Regions from separate parts of the Homo sapiens genome. Here region 1 is linked to region 2. A link is a contact called in ENCODE Hi-C data. All regions are on one chromosome and are shown on one strand. The core of a region is the stretch at or near the end of the contact, and the rest is flanking DNA. Distances in the headings are between cores, read along the strand shown.

Region 1 (2,947 bases), core at 115-2,614, 830 kb after region 2:
ATTGTAGTCACCATCCCCCTACAATCCCTCCTTCCCACTCCTGAACTGCTTTTGTGAAGACATAGTCTGTGTGAAAAATATTTGAGTCACAGATGACTTAGTTCATTGTTCACAATGAACATTGTGACTAAATTTAGCAGCAGTTTTTGTGCAGTAAACTTTTAGAACACCATGGCGTATTTCCTAAGCTTAGAAGATGAGAGTGTCATTCTCTCTAGCATCACCCACTTCTGACCTCAGATAAATGGGGCCCATCACTGCTTCTAAGGTTTATTGGCTGAGGGGATGTGAATATCCTCAGGGATCAGGTTTAGTACAGGGAAATGTTTAGCTTATTCATGTAGTATTTAAACTAATCTCTGGAGGAAGTGGGTATTTCTGCTATGAGTGGAGAGAAGAAATAAGATCAAATGCACTGGGAAAAAAATCTCATTTCTTCAACCATCATCCTCATCTATCTGAAAATGGTGGAAAAAATAAGAAAAAAGCTAATAATCTTCCTTATGATACCACTGAAACACAATTTCACCACATAAAGGTCTTCTGGGCTGCATCCCCTGCAAATACCATAGTATATCAGTAACTTAATCAGAAAAATGATATATTGATCCACACACTTTATATAATCTACCCTCTATGTAATCTAGCCCATTATTAACAAAGAGAATGCTCCCTGTCTTTTGATTTAAATATTTTTCTAAATGGAAATTACTTTTCTGTCACACGTGAGCAATTGTTTTAATCATTTTTCTCAAGCGCACGCTATGCTAAAGTCAGCATGTTGTGGGGGTAAAAAATTAGGGTAGTGCTGCTAATACCCCACCAATTCTCCCTCCTTCCATCTCTTCCAACTCTCCCTCCCTTTTCTCTATTCACTTCAGCTTATGAATTTACAATGGCCAAATGAATCAGTTGAGATGAGAATGCTGATTTGCTTGAGCAATGCTATGTTGAACTGGGAAAAAAAAAATAAAAAGCCAATGTTGGGGCTTAGGTTTCTACAAACCAAAGGCAGAAATCCTGAGTCACAGCCAGGTTTTTCCCCCGTGAAACACCCACCCAGGTGTGCACCCTACCCTCTCACTGGATCCATTCATGGCTTGTCAGATCTCTTCCAGCTCCTTCGCCTCCCTTGCCCCTCATGACTCTGAAATAATTTAAGGATCTTTTTATCTGCTCCTAGATCTTTCCCTGGGCTTTAAATTACTACTCTTAGTGCTGCTACAAATGGATTAGCAGACAGATTCAAGCCTGGATTCCCAGGAACCGCAAGCAGACACATAGGTTTCTGCAAACCACTTTAGCCAATGTTGCGATGGACAGACACGGAGAGGTCAGCTGAGCCTGCTGAGGCCCAGGAATAGACTTGCAATACCGGTCTGTCCTGCAGGAAAATGCCAAGGGGCACGGAGGCTACTCTAGGTAATATGTGTTCCCAAATCCCACGGTTACCTGAAGCAGCCAGGTAGACGACCATGGGGGAAAAAAATCAAAAGTTTTGAGCATCAAGTTTAAACCAGTGTCTTGGGTCAGATTCCCCAGAAGCAGACCCTGTAATGAGGATTTACGTACAATGATTTGTCAAATAATGACTCCCAGGGAAAATAGGTAAGGCAGAGAGGGACTGCAGGACACGGAAGGGGAGGAATCTCAGACAAGCTGCAATCTCAGGCAAGGTCCTACAGTGGCTGGTTGGTGCCTGATCCCACAGGGGCCTCTGGGAGCTGGAAAGTTACATCTCAGAGTTGCCTGGACCTAAGGAGAGGAAGCTGAGCTTTCTTGTGGCCTGTCAGTTATGGATTCAGGGTTTTGGTGAGAAAGCATAATTTTTAGGCAGTTTTGCATATAGATAAAGAGGTCTCAAGGCAGCTGGAAGTTCTGGCATTGGCAATAAATACCACTGAAGCCAGGAGGTGTGTGAAAACACTACAATGGCATTCAAGGGCATTTGGGTGTTGCATTGACTTTACTAGCTCCGCCCAAGGTGGCTTTTCATTTCATTTCATTTCGTCCTTTCACAATCTAGTCCCTGCCACAACCTCTGTGGGTCGGGTCGCTAATACAGCCTCACATTTTCTCCTTGATTTGCTTCTGCTGAAACTTTCTGCTGTGCAAGTTAGTCTTAAGTGAGAAGCTTTGGTGGGACAAGGATGACCTCCAGTGGTCAGTTTGAGATCTGGCATCCAGAGAGACATTTCTGGACTAGAATCAACAACCCAGGGTGTGAGTGGTTCTCAACAGCATTTGGAATTGTCACTGTCAGGGCTGCCTTCTCAGGTACTCTCCATACTCCCCCTCACTCCCAGCACACACGAATTTAAAATCTGCTTGACACATGGCATAGATATGGGTATTAATATGCCTTTATTGCTAACCTTATAGTCACTTTGATTGATTCTGAAAATACACATACTAGGGGAAAGCTGACATTTCACTTTCAAACCTACTTGTATGTTTGTTTTGATATGGAGCCCTGCAGAGTTTGTAGATAGTTTTAGTTGATTTAATCCATTTATAGAAAAGCAGCAATAGCACCTTGAGCTCAGAGAGTAGAAACTTCCTAGAAAACAATTAACACAACCTGTAGTTCCCTCCAGGGGCACCATGGGGTGGCTGGAAGGCACAGAACCTGGTGTCTCAAGTCATTCACTCTAGGAGCAGGAATTTGAAGCCAGATAACCTGGCTTCAAGACCCACAACCTGTCCACAACACCCTGCCAGAATATGATTAAACAAACGTAAATCTGGGTTTCTACTTCGTCTAACAGGGTGGTTCTCAACTCAGGGCTACTTTGACCTCTCATTCCTCCCCTCTTCCCCTCTCCCCAGGGTCATTTGGTGATGTCCAAGGACATTTTTGCTTGTTCCAACTGAAGGGGATCACTACTGGCATCTAGTGGGTAAAGGCCAAGGATGTTGCTAAACAACCTACAAGCACAATACAGCT
Region 2 (2,700 bases), core at 109-2,608:
CATAGTCACGTTGCAGCAGGAGCCTCTTATTTTATTTCTATAAAATTTCTGAAATGTTCTTGCAAACAGTACACATTTGATAAATATTGGTTGAAAGAGTAGGAGGCAGAGTACTAATATGGGAGAAATTAGAAGGACACAACCAGTAGAATTCTCACAGGTTTCTGTGCTTTTTCAGCATGGGAAAGTAAAGTGTTATATCACACTCGACATGAATGCTATGGAAATTTATCATCTGAAATAAATATGTGATCTTAAAGGAATATTAACTGAGAACATTTAGCTTCTATGTGGCATTATTTAAGCTAACAAAATAGCCTCGCACTTCCCTATATTTCTTCACCGTTATTGTAAGGCTTTTAAAATCCCTTCTGGAAACCTCAAGTTTACACATCCCTCTACTTAATTTTTCATTGTTTATGTGCTTCCTGTGACGATAGCTAGACAGACAAGGCTGATAAAAAAGAAAGCTTGTCCTTATCAAAGACTTACGGGTAACTGTGTTAATGTGCCTTGCTTTTTCTACCAGTGGAAGCCCCCTATTTCACTAAGAACTCACCCATTTGCAGCATTTAAAATGGATGGAAAGTTATAAGCCAGCCAAAATGTCCTTCTAAAAGAATGAAATGAATACTAATCTAATTGCCCAAGAATGCATATGCTGGGCTTGGAAAATAAGCCTTCTACATTGGTTCCCCCTGCTGGATTTGAGGATGCACTGTCTTGGAAATTGATGAAAGCAATATACCTGGACCGTTTTATCTGAGGACATGTTACTGGAATGGCAAATCCAGCATTCTTCTAGAAAGCATTTGCTCTGTGATAAATGTGCCAAGTGTTTCTTGAGTTTGCTTCCCCAGGGCAGAAATACTGCAAATAGAAAACAGTGCCGCTGAGACTCAAAGAGAAAACAAAAGCATGCCACTCAGATGTCTGTTCTAGGGAGGGGGGTAGCACACAAGGAACTAAGGGTAAAAACCCAGAAGCAGTAGACTAGGTAAACTGCCAGACTGGTTGTTACTATTAGAAAGCTGGATTTCAGGGTCTGACCATGGATTTCCTTCTTATGCATTTACAACTATTAGAACCAATTCCTCACCTTTCTGTAATTTAACTGCTGTTTTTCTTTCCCTTCTTATCTTCCTCACTTCATAAGTAATCTCCCTACCCCTACTCTGTAGAAGATGTGGTAACCAGAGTACTTTCAAAGGAAGCTTGTCACCTGCAAACTTCATGGCTATTGTGAAATGTGTTAAAAGGTCTGTCTTTTGAGGGAGACAGAGAAGCTGGCAGATTTTTCCTGCTTGACTCAGAGTCCATTTGGTGGGAGGAAAGGGACAGATATTGGCTAAGTTTTTGGCACATGCTCCTGCACCAACTTGGCCTTGTTAAGACAGCAAGAACAGCAGAAGTGACTATTTCCTCCCTAGAGCAAAGGCCAATGCTGTTTCCTTCATGGAGAACCAGAACAGGGAAAATATCAGATAATCATGTAGTACTTGTAAATATGCCATTTAGAACACTGAATTTAAGTGGCATGCAGAGCCACCCCAGGTTCTCATATTATATTCAGGCCAGGTGTGGTGTCTTATGCCTGTAATCCCAGCAGTTTGGGAGGCTAAGGTGGGAGGATTGCTTTAGGCCAGGAGTTCAAAACCAGCCTAGGCAACAAAGCAAGACCCTTTCTCTCCAAAAAAATAAAAAATCAGTCAGGCTTGGTGGCATGTGCCTTGTAGACCCTGCTACTCAGGAGGCTGAGGTGGGAGGATCGCTTGAGTCCAGGAGTTAAAGGCTGCAGTGAGCTATGAACATGCCACTGCACTCCAGGCTGGACAACACAGCAAGGCTCTGTGTCTATTAAAAAAAAAAAAAGTAGTTATATTGTGTCCACCGTCACAAACGGCACAGGGCTAACCCAACACAGGGGGTCCTGTACGTATATTTATTAACTGCATTCTTCGCCAACCTCAGAGTATCATTCTTTTTTCTTTTTTTGTCCTTCTATTATAAACTTTTTTTCCCCATTTAGGTCAAATCTAAATGTTTCCCCATCTGAAACTTTCTTCAGTAGGTCGTTTTCCAGAGCTGCAGGTAAAATGCTTCCCCACTGCTTCTGAGGCTTTTGTTTCAGCTCTGCTACTAGTGGCCTCCTCTTGGGAGGATTCTCTTGCCTCGGAATTAAGAGTTGGTAGGAGGAGGAGATGGCGGGTCAAAGCACTCAAGCAAGACAACGTTAAGTGATTCAGTCCTGCTTGTGGGTCAGGAATTTTTAAAGGGCTCAGCTGGATGTCTCTTCTGCTCCTTGTGACACTGGCTGAGGTCACCGCTCAGCTGCATTTGGTTGGCAGCTGGCAGGGTGGAAAGGTTCAAGAAGGCTTGGCTCACAGGTCTGGCCCTTCATGCTCCCCACACATCTTTTCTCCCTCTCTCCATGTGTCTCCCTCCATTTGGCAGGCCAGCTTCAACTTCTTTACAGCATGGGGATTGGCTTCCCAGGGGGAGAAAGTAGAGGCTGCCAGGTCTTGCAGGGTAGCTTGTAGGTCCCAGAATATCACTTCCACCATATTTCATTGGTCTAAAGAAGTTTCACAGCCAGTCAGGACTTAAAGAGAAGGAATGGGCTCCACTCCTTCAGAGACAAAGCATTTGTGGCCATCTTTAACCCACATGAATATAGGTTGGTAACTTCTGCTTCTGTTT

What was found. Hi-C counts contacts between places; a loop is a spot of excess contacts on that map. Pooled maps may share reads with other maps.
Region 1: a loop to region 2 is called in a map of endothelial cell of umbilical vein, with 10 times the contacts of the local background. The contact joins two enhancer-like sites. A Hi-C loop is called at or near these places in 2 of 168 maps with a recorded cell type or tissue (endothelial cell of umbilical vein and mammary epithelial cell) and 3 of 50 pooled maps.

What each region holds. Positions count from the first base shown.
Region 1 is chr20:16,759,272-16,762,218 of GRCh38, forward strand. No RefSeq gene overlaps it. Among named protein-coding and RNA genes, the nearest start is that of OTOR, 12 kb to the left of the region's middle. Within about 2 kb of position 1,365, at least 4 of the 41 ENCODE cell types and tissues checked have a DNase peak (open chromatin) inside an H3K27ac peak, as active enhancers do.
Region 2 is chr20:15,929,788-15,932,487 of GRCh38, forward strand. All of the region lies in intron 10 of MACROD2 (mono-ADP ribosylhydrolase 2), which reads left to right. All of the region lies in intron 1 of LOC613266 (a long non-coding RNA gene), which reads right to left. Among named protein-coding and RNA genes, the nearest start is that of KIF16B, 640 kb to the right of the region's middle. Within about 2 kb of position 1,359, at least 2 of the 41 ENCODE cell types and tissues checked have a DNase peak (open chromatin) inside an H3K27ac peak, as active enhancers do.